Linked DNA regions of Mus musculus: region 2 is linked to region 1. A link is a loop called in an ENCODE intact Hi-C map of the cell type or tissue named here. Cell type or tissue: heart. All regions are shown on one strand. Links, peaks and the distances in the headings refer to the core of each region. The heading gives the core; the rest is flanking DNA.

Region 1 (5,375 bases), core at 189-5,188:
TTCAGATTAAGAGCATTCTAACCAGTTACAGTACCCGCCAGACTCTTCCTCTGGTGTCCAGTGCACACAGAATTAGACTAACAAACGCAAAACAGGCACCACCACAATGACGACCACATTACCCATCTTGATGCTAGGCCATCCATCCATCGCTAGATCTGTTCCTACTTAGAATCGCTCTCCACAAAGAGGCCAGCCAGCTTCCTCAATAAGCCAGCCCAATGTAGTTTACACTTTCCTCAGTCCTCCAGCCTTGTATCCGTATTCCCTTCTCCCGTGGCTAAACGCCACCCTCAGGCACCTTCTCCGAGGGTCTTAAATCTACATTGGCGATAAGCAGCTCGTTCCCGCCTCTTTGCTCTCGCCTCACCCAGCACTGCACCAAACAGTTTCTACCCTGTATTAATTCGAATTTTTCCACAGACCTAGGTCTCCGTTTTCCTTTGTCAGTACAGGCCTCACAGAGCCTGGCCAAAGACCGCGGAAGCGCAGTACAAACGCTAGTCAACTTTAATTGAACCGAATCCGGCGGGGTTTGTCGGAATCTGAGGGCGTGGAGGGAGAGAGGGAGGGACAGGGCTGACAAAACCGCAGAACGCAACTGGAAGCCCCAGGTCCCACACAATAGAGACTTCAGGCAAAAACTGCTGAGACCAGAGCCCCGTGCTAAAGCACGGTCAGCGTGGAGATGGCCGCACATCGCCATGGCTCCCTCCAGCCCCAGCCGTTGGTGGGCGTGGCAACCAGTCTCGCGGGAGCGGCGGTTGGGCGGGCCGTTGTCCCCGAGGGCGGGGCGAGTTGCTAAGGAAATGACCGCCCGCAGCGGCTCACCGCGCCAGTAGGGCGGGGCCTGGAGCAGCGCGGTTTCCGCTTCCGCCCTCTCCCCGCTCCTGTCCCGTTACCGCCTCCTAGCCGGCCTCGCGCCTTTCGCCGGCACCTTGCGTCGACTGCGCAGCCGGGCCCGCTCCTTGCCACGCGCGCCCCCAGGGGCCCCGGCTCCGGCGCCGGCAAGGGTCGCGTCCCGCTTACCTGTTCCTCAGGTAGCCAGCCATCCGCCGCCATGGGTGCCTACCTCTCTCAGCCCAACACGGTGAAGTGCTCCGGGGACGGGGTTGGCGCCCCGCGGCTCCCGCTGCCCTACGGCTTCTCCGCCATGCAAGGCTGGCGCGTCTCCATGGAGGTGAGACAGGGCCCCAGCGGCTGGCCACTGCATGGCAGGAACCTGACAGAGAAAGGGAGCGAGGGGGATGGGGTTCTCCTCAAGCAGGGGTCCCTGACGAGAGCCTGCAGCCACGGTGCGGGAGGCGGCGGCGAGCGCGGGATCCGGGCGGAGAGGGAGCGGCTAGAGCTTGGGGACCGCGGCCTGATGGCTAGTGGCTGCGGGAGCCCTGCCATGTGAGAAGAGGCACCTTCCGCCTACTGGCCGCCGTCTCTCCGTACCTTCGCGCCATCCTCTGGTGCCAGCCCAGCCCTCCAGCTTTTCCAGCGGCATGGGGTTGTCAGAGGGAAGAGGGAAGACTCGTTATTTGTTCGCTTATTGGTCGAATAGATGTGAATGACTGGTTCGTTTTTATTCTTGAAATATGTAATGTGGCAGGCCTCTTGGGGCTACAAACTTGATGGCGAAAAGGAGCCCGGGTAATAATGTGCTTTCCATTCTTAACCCTCAGTTGCTTTTAGCCTTAGACACCTCATGTTAATTTCAGAAGCCCCGCTTGACCTTCGAGAATTGTCACTCGTTCGTATTCTTTTCGAAATCTTTTATGATCTTTAGGAAAGGAATCGTGTCTGTCACTAGGCTTGCTTTTATTTTTTATTTTTTGAAATATGCTTGTAATTTTTTTTCTTACTCGATTTCTTTAAAACTTACTGAGTTGTCATTTTCCTCTGCATATAATTTAGTATACTCGATTTTCAGTCTTGTCATCAATCCTTTTTTGTCACCATCTACGAATAACTTTTAAAAAGAAAAGAAAAGTCCACTTTGGATGAAAGGGAAAGCAATCATTTGGATTGACAGTGTTGAGCAAATGGATGTGAAACTACAATGAACAGGGAATAGGTGTCTTTGAGCAATTTTGTGTGAAGTCTAAGGGACTAGTGAAAAGTTCTAATTATGTCTGGAATCGAGGGTTTATCCAGTTAGTAGGTGGGCTACAGGTAACAGCCAAATAGTTTCCCTTGGTGTTTTTTTTTTTTTTTTTTTTTTTTTTTTCTCTCAAATTCCCTCGCTCCTCCCTGTGGTTAGCTCTGGAATGACAGTGTGAACCTAAATGGTTTGTTCTCAGACTCAAAAGCTATTTTCACCAGCTTTTGATTATGGCTCTAGCATTATCTAGATCCAGCAGAATCTAGATAAATAATTTCAGCAAGGAGAGGGTCCTATTCATTTGGCTCAGTGCCCACATTTAATGGCTTGGAAATTGAGGCCTAGAAAGATTAGGGTACTTGTACCTTGATACAAAGAATTGTATTAAGGTGTTCAAGACAATAGGAGCTGTTCTTATATAGGTGTCAAGATGAAGCACAGCTTTCATATTTCTCAGTGGCATGCTGTAGTAATGACTGGGTAAAGTTAGAGATACCTGGGTATAGTATAGCTTCAGAAGGAAAGCCTTGGGGGTGGCTAAGTGCAACTTGCTGTTCTTACAGGGGACCAGAGTGTGATTCTCAGTGCCCACCCATGTCAAGGAGGTTCCAACAACCTGTGGTTCAAAAAAAAAAAAAAAAAAAAAAAAAGCCGGGCGTGGTGGTGCACACCTTTAATCCCAGCACTTGGGAGGCAGAGGCAGGCGGATTTCTGAGTTCGAGGCCAGCCTGGTCTACAGAGTGAGTTCCAGGACAGCCAAGTTCGAGGCCAGCCTGGTCTACAGAGTGAGTTCCAGGACAGCCAAGGCTACAGAGAAACCCTGTCTCGGAAGAAAAAAAAAAAAAACCCGTGGTTGAATCCGGTGCCCTCTTCTGGCCTCTGCTGATAACTAGTTCTTTCAAGTGCAGTGGGGGTTGGGGAGGGTGGTGGTGGAAGAAAAGCCATAAAGTTAGTCTGGCTGGTGTTTGGGTTAGGCTATGGGGTTCTTTTATTCTCATCTCATAGACTTTTCAAGTTTCTTGTTTTTTAATTTCCGTGGAATGAAATGGTTTTTCCACTTTTGGGGGCACTCTTTCTAGTTTTTTTATGAATTGAGCTGAGTGTTTTTAGATCTAGGAATTCTGTGATTTTACTTCTCTGCTAAGCATTTCCCACTGTGTTTTGGTTCCTCCATTGGAGATTAAAAATCTACTTCATTTTGAGTTTAGGGCTGTTTGGTATGAAGAATTTTGCTCAACTGTTCTTGAGACCATAATCTTCACTCTAAAGGCAATGTTTGAGCATTACAGCTCCTGCTGTGCTATTCCTGGATTTACTTTTGTTTGAGTAAATATGCCTAATCTTGAAGTGCTAGTTAAGATCCCTTTCTGCTGCATAGATACTTTCTTTCTAGGTTTGTGTCCTCCCTCAAAGTATTACATAGTATCTTTGCTATTTTAAGAAAGACACTAAAGTTTTTAGTCTCTTAGAAGAATCTTTCAGAAAATAAGATCTTGATCTAAGAGTGTATATAGTTCAATAGGCCAAAAAGGTGGGGAAAGAGTTATGCTATGTCTTGGTTCCTCTTTTCCTAAGGAATAGACTTAATTCCACCAATTAATGAAGCCCATTCACATTGTTGGCTTGATTCTAAAGACTGGGTTCAGATAAGTTGTATTGGTTTACCTTACAGAAGTTAGTAAAAGTCTGACACAGCTTTAAGCCTGTTTTAGTCTCTCTCTTGAACCAAGGGTGGGTGGTAGTCACCAAAAGCTGGCATTTCATACCTTCTGTCTCAGTCTCTCCAACCCTCTTGCTGTAGAACTAGAATTTGGGGGAGGAAGTGGAGAGGGTGTCAAAATGCTGTAGTGATACACCCCCTTCTTTGTGATTTGGAGGGATTCTCCAGCTTGTTGAGCTATCCTATGGAGTTAAAAGGAGGAGGAGGTGCTGAGAAACAAACAAAAATTGTGAGGTTTTGGTGGCTGGTGAGAAGTCCAGTTTGAACGCAATGTACTGTTGAAAGGAAAAGGATTGTTGAGGCTCCTCTGAAAGAAAACAGTTTTGTGGAGAGTTGGGATGTTACAAAAATTCAATAAATACTCCTCTTTATTTTTTTAACTTTTTAAAGAAATACTATTTATTTAATGTATATGAATACACTGTAGCAGTCTTCAGACACACCAGAAGAGGGCATTAGTCCCATTACAGATGGTTGTGAGCCACCATGTGGTTGCTGGGAATTGAACTCAGGACCTCTGGAAGAGCAGTCATTGCTCTTAACCACTGAGCCATCTCTCTCTCTCTCTCTCTCTCTCTCTTTTTTTGGTTTTTTGAGACAGGGTTTCTCTGTATAGTCCTGGCTGTCCTGGAACTCACTTTGTAGACCAGGCTGGCCTCGAACTCAGAAATCCTCCTGCCTCTGCCTCCCGAGTGCTGGGATTAAAGGTTTGTGGGTTTTTTTGTTTTTTGTTTTTTTTTTGTCTTTTTGTTTTTCGAGACAGGGTTTCTCTGTATAGCCCTGGCTGTCCTGGAACTCACTTTGTAGACCAGGCTGGCCTTGAACTCAGAATTCTACCTGCCTCTGCCTTCTGAGTGCTGGGATTAAAGGCGTGCGCCACCAAGCCCGGCGTTTTTTTGTTTTTTTTTTAATGAGTGCTCTTTCTGCATGTATACCTGGATGCCAGAAGAGGGCATCAGATCCCTTTATAGATGGTTGTGAGCCTCCATGTAGTTGCTGGGATTTGAACTCAGGACCTCTGGAAGAGCAGCCAGTGCTCTTAACTGCTGAGCCGTCTCTCTCCACTACTTTCCTCCTTTTAAAAACTCTCTGTATTTTTTTTTTAAGCATTGTTTGTATGTGGATATGCGTGTGTTATAGCACACATGAGTTCAAAGGACAGCTTGTGGAAATTTCATTTCTGTTCCTACCATGGAGGTCCTAGGATTGAGCGCAGGTCGCCCAGACTTGGTGGCAACTGCCTTTACTTATTCCTGTTATTTCTGCAGCCTTTTTGAGAAGCTGAGGGTAGGAAACAGGAATTTATTATGTAGCCCTGTCTGTTCTGGAACTTGCAGGTATCCTCCTATCTCTGCCTCCTGAGTGTTAGGATTACAGGTTTGGATCACCAGACCCTATTTGGTATTGATATGTTTTGAATCTAACTTTGAGTGGTCATCATGAAAGATTATTGAAGGACTGAATAGATGATGTCTCAGCAGATAAGAGCAACTTGATGCTCTTCCAAAGGACCCCGGTATGGGGGCTAACAACTGCCTTCTGTAAATCCAGTTTCAGGGGATCTTA
Region 2 (5,375 bases), core at 284-5,283, 64 kb after region 1:
GGCTTGGGAGTCAAATTGCTCATATTGAGCATATTGTGAAGGAGGTAAAGCTAAGTAAAGGTACTGGGTGTTTTTGAGAGCACTTGTGAGTGGGTGTTTGGACAGTCGGAAAGGATATCTTCATGAAGGCTCCTGTCTATTTCCAGAATTCGATGTTATTGCCTTCCGATCTCCCTCATTAGAATAACCAACACACAGGCCCGATGGTAGGGACAGTAATTTATTGGACTGAAGCTGCTCATAACTTAACTTTAACTGAGGAACAACATAAGCACCCTGCCAGTAGGACAGCAGCTAGTTCGTGTTTCTGCTTATGAAATATTCCCAATCACTGACATATGACACTACTTGAACACTCCTAGATAGTGTTTTTAAATTTTTTGAAGCTGAGTATAGTGGTGCATACCTGTAATCCCAGCACTTAGGAGGCCGAGGTAAGAGGATCACAAGTTTGCATTCAGTCTGGGCTATCTCATAAAACCAAAAAGTAAAAAAAAAAAAAGTAAAGAAAAGAAAAAAAAAGATCTTCTTTATATCAAGTCAGAGTATACCTCTCTTAATTTTACTAATGGGTGTTAGAAAATAGTCACCCCCCCTGTGGCTGCCCTTTCAGTACTTCACAGTAGCTATCATGTGTTCCCAAGGCATTTTTCCTCTAGATTAAATATCTTTAGTTATTTCAATCATTCTTTTACAAGTCATGATTTTTGATCTTTATGATATGGTCACATTGCTGACGTATTAAACATGTTTAAACTCTGTATAGAAAGTATTTAGAACCCAATAATGTATTGTTCGCTCAATCAAGTCCTCTGTGGATAGCAGCACCTCACATGACTGATACTGTCTTGAAAACACAGGCAGGGGACACATTGGAGTATACAGGCTGAAGTGTGGAAGGAAGTAGTTAGACCATCTTAGGAAATAGGAAACAGGTAGCCTGTTTCCTCTTGGATGGGATGCAGTTTACATTAGTATTGCCTGAAACAAAACCTAGACTTTAGAGCACTCAAGATTGGTCTGTTATATCTGGAAACAGTTTTCTACCTGAGTAGTGTAGAAGATTTGTCAAACGCCAGAAGTCTTTAAGAAGAGAGCCAAGTAGTGAGTCCCCTTCCTATACAGAAGAGGAAGCAGACCTCTAGGACAGTAAGGTCCTTACACAGCAGAAGGGCCCATAACTGCATTAGTGTTAGGAGCCAAGTGTTATAGCACTCTGTTGTGATCCAGCTCAGGCGGTGTCGGGCTTGCTTTTTGAACTAATAAAGAAGTGCCTTCCATTGCAGAGGAGCTTGGCTTGTCCTGCAGAGCAACCCATCCATACAGCACATCTGTATTTCCCTACTTCCAGCGTTAGAGAAGGTGGAACCTGGGGGGGGGACTAAAGGCTGTGCCAGCGACCCTGCTCCTGGTGTTGATTCACGCTTGAGCTGAGAAGTAACTGTGGGGGCAATATTTTCTGTTCTGTTCTTTCTCCTCTCCCACAAGCCTTTTCTCCTCAGTCCTTTCTTCCCTATCTTCCTTCCCAGTGTAGCTGTTCTTGGTTCTTGCTCTTCTTCCTGTGTGCCTTAGCTTATTCTGTTGCCTTTGACACCAACACCTAAACCTATGTGTCCTTCAAGATCTCATCTCGGCTGGGATGTAGCTCAATGGAAGAGCATGGACTTAGTGTGTGTGCAAGATCCTGGGCTCACTTCCCTCCTGGTATCTTCTCCCCTCCAGAAACTCCCAGGTCAAACCTCACTAAGGGACTTTTATATTTCTCTAGTGGGAGAGAAGGGAGGATAGATAAATGATATTAAGCATTTTCTCGGTTTGGGGTGCTTTTCATATACCCCTGAGCTCCATGGGGTAGGTACTATTTTATGTAATGACAATTAGGTTCTGAGAGGTTAAGCAATCTGAATAAGGCTTGAATCCATATCGCTTAAAAACACCTTCCAATCTTGCACATTTGGACTCCCTTATTATGTCTACTAGTGAAATTCTTTTAGCATGTTCTGTACACAAGAATCTAATTCCCCTGAATTCTTACTCTCTCTAATAGAATCCATCCTTCATTAATCATACAGGAACTGACTAACTGAGCTGGGGGTGGACAGACATCAAATAAGTTGACCTTTTTCAAGGCTTGGAGACGTATACATCTTTACCTACCTCAGGAAGGGATTTGCAGGGAGTTGGGTGTTAAAACTAGAGGGAGATTAAGATTCCTAAAATGTTTTTTTTTTTTTAAATATAGTTTTATGCCTCTTTGCTTAACATGACTAGAAGCCGGGTGTGGTGGCGCACTCCTTTAATCCCAGCACTTGGGAGGCTAAGGCAGGTGGATTTCTGAGTTGGAGGCCAGCCTGGTCTACAGAGTGTGTTCCAAGACAGCCAGGGCTACACAGAGAAACCTTGTCTTGGAAAAACAACAAACAAAGCATGACTCTAGAAACCCATAAAGCAAAACAAACCCTCCATTGAGTTGCCTCTTGTACAGCCCTAGAATTCAAGGAGCCCTGATTGCAAGACAGGGTCATTTTACAAAATTCATGACCAAACTTAAGACAGCTAGCACGGGCGTTCTCAGGTTCTGCTAAGCCAGTGGTTCTGAAAGTTGACTGCTTGTCCAGAAAGATTTTTCAGACAAAACTTAAAAATTTGGTATAAAGAACAAGGAAAAAAAATAGAACAAGTCTGAGTTCTGCTCACTTGGGAGCTTGGGTATACCTGCACTACTTCAGCATTCAAGTTTCCAAACTGAGAAGGGCGTCTAGACCTGACTACCTCCGGGAGACTGACAGTCTGGCCTGATAGTCTGGGGAGAACGAGGGTGGGGGGTGGGGGCAGCCGAGTTACAGGGAAGCACAGACTGTCCTACACCGATGTTTGGTGCAGTCCACGAGAAGGGGGCTGCCCACTCCCCTTAAGTGGTCGGCTGAGCCGCCTCGCAAGGGGTATCAAAGGCCCCACCCACCTGCATTCCTCCTGGACTGCTTGTGTCCAAACAACAGCCCGGCCCGCAGGCAGACGGAAGAGGCGGTGCTCGATACGGAAGTCCCTGGACCAGCTTCGGTCACGTGAGAGAAGGTTCTGCGCAGAGCTGGCACTCAGGTGAGCGGAGGTTCTTGGCATTCAGAGACTTGAAGCACTGTGGGTTGAGAGTTCTTGCAGGTCATGTGACCTTACAGATCCAGGTCTTGGTTTATTTCTGGTGTGTAGTTACTCTTATAAAGGAGATTCCAACTGAATCTGGGGACCTATCGTGTTTACTTGGGGGATGGAACCCAGACTCTGGATGGAAGCCAGAGTAAGTCTAATTTCATGAGTGTCTTAATCAGGACTGGATGCCTTGCTTCAGGACCAGGACCAGGTTACTCAAAACTGCTTCCTTTCCAGATGAATAGTGACCACAAGGCAGGGGCACGGCCCAGTAAGCAAGCTTTCTGAGGCCTCTGTCACTTGCAGAGTTTGGAAGTAAGGAGAGTGAGCATAAGGAAATGGCAGGCATGTTCTTTACTGTGAGGGGCAATGGGAGTGACTTATCCTCTTGGTTTGACAGGGAGCATGGCACTCTGGCGAGCATACCAGAGAGCCCTGGCAGCACATCCGTGGAAAGTCCAGGTTCTGACAGCTGGTGAGTGTCACTCTGGGACCAGAGTATAATTAGAGCAGCTGATTTGAGGTGGAGGAGGAGGCCCATATCACGACACCACCTACCTCCTCCAGTTTAGCCCCCCCCCCCCGGAAGTGTTTCCCTTCTCCTGAACTATTATGTCTGTTTTGGAGGGTGAGCTGTTTCTGAGACCCATGCTGGAGGGGAGACGAAATAGAGACGTGGCTCAGAGGTTAACAGCGCATACTGCTCTGTAGAGGATTCTACACTATGTCATGTAGCTCAGAGCCACCTGTAGCACCAGCTCCAGAGAGCTCTGTCACCTCCAACCACTTGGGGCATCTGCACTCACTTGCACAAACACACACAGTTTAAAATGATAACAATAAATCTAAAAGAGAGAGATGCACAGTCTGTCGAGCAAGACTTAAAGTCCTCAAGAAATTAGGTGATAGTTTCTGTTTTTGTTTTTCAAGGCAGGACTTCTCTGTATGGTCCTGGCTGTCATGAAAATCTGTGTGCCAGGGTGGCCTTCAACTTAGAGATCCACCTGTCTCTCCTTCCTAAGTGCTGGGATTAAAGGGATGTGCCACCACTGCCTAGCCTAAGTAGTCCATTCTTAAAAAGCATTGCCCCCAAGAGACCCCACCTTGGGAAATTAAATGCTTTCCTCTTATACTTTATAGTGTGCTGAGCACATTGTCTCCATGCATAGGCGCCTCCAAAGGTCTGTTAGCAGGAATGAGTCCACATTAAATGACACACCTAACAAGTGCTGAAGTAACTTACTCCATTTTTATACATAATGTTTATTGTGAAGTGTATAAAACAGTCATATATCTAAAGTTTAAATCATATTAAAAGGGAATCCTTCAGTAATCAGCTTTGGAACTCTGTTGGATCCCTCTCTTTCAATTCATATATTCCAGTTTTTATTTCATTTTTAAGACAAGAGTCACACAACCCTGGGCTGACCTAGAATTCACATTGTAGCCAGACTGGCCTTAAACTTGCAGCTGTCTCTTCTCAGCCCCCTGAATGCTGAAATTACAAATGTAAACCACTACGGCTGGCTAGATGGCCACTCTCCTAAGCTTAGCTTACATCATTGTTTGGCTTTTCTTACAAACATATTCTCAGTACACTACCTGCGGCTTTTTTACTCTGTCAGCGATGAAGTAGCAGCTTCACAGAGCGCCTCCAGTGCCTCTTTGTATCTGTTCCACCCTTCCTTTTGCTGGCTACTCATTGTTATGACTGGGGCTACTCTGAGGTCGTTTGCTTTGAAGCACATCTTAGGTTCCTCCGTGGCCAACTTTTCAGGCAAATCTGAAGTTTTTTCATATGCATACAGAAGCCACAGCATGAGGAGCAAAGTGCTAGTTCAAGGAAGCCTCAGCAGGCCTCTGAGCATCAGAGCATCAGAGCATTGCAGTGGGCGGTCAGGTAATAAACAAGGCTTGCCTATGCTTAGATAAAGAACCCATATTCGGCAGAGGGCTGAGGGGAAAGAGGGGGGCTGAAGGGTAGGTAGGCCAGAGGTCTTGTTAGTAGAATAGCTGTATGTTAGCATTAGAAGCCGCATGACTGGCCAGAAGGTGGACTCCTACTCCTCTCTGGCCCCTCGATAGCATCCTGTGCCCATCCACCTCTTGTCCTCAGAGTGTCCGACCTGCATGACTCACCTGGCTGAGTGTGTGGTGACTCATGCTGGACTGTGTGGCTGTGATGGGAACTGACATGCTGGGCCCTTTGCCCAGCCTCAGATTCCCTC

Evidence for each region. A loop is a pair of places that touch in the nucleus more often than their neighbours do. Peaks named below come from ENCODE experiments on the same cell type or tissue, not always from the same donor. Only the 100,000 strongest peaks of a DNase experiment are listed, where the experiment ranks them.
Region 2: a loop joins it to region 1, with 4 times the contacts of the local background. A loop is called at or near these places in 1 of 42 quality-filtered maps.

Annotation. Positions count from the first base shown.
Region 1 is chr5:31,216,108-31,221,482 of GRCm38, reverse strand. It overlaps Ppm1g (protein phosphatase 1G (formerly 2C), magnesium-dependent, gamma isoform), which reads left to right and starts at 938. Exons shown (of 10, transcript NM_008014.3): 1 at 938-1,180. The coding sequence starts at 1,061. In heart, for the core only: CTCF peaks have their summits at 1,202 and 2,247; a DNase peak (open chromatin) is centred at 772; H3K4me3 peaks cover 2,920 bases; H3K27ac peaks cover 1,909 bases.
Region 2 is chr5:31,151,915-31,157,289 of GRCm38, reverse strand. It overlaps Mpv17 (MpV17 mitochondrial inner membrane protein), which reads left to right and starts at 3,039. Exons shown (of 8, transcript NM_008622.6): 1 at 3,039-3,099; 2 at 3,548-3,622. The coding sequence starts at 3,553. Gtf3c2 (general transcription factor IIIC, polypeptide 2, beta) reads left to right here. Exons shown (of 19, transcript NM_027901.2): 19 at 1-1,284. In heart, for the core only: no CTCF peak of the experiment used is centred there; DNase peaks (open chromatin) are centred at 3,019 and 3,589; H3K4me3 peaks cover 1,522 bases; H3K27ac peaks cover 1,432 bases.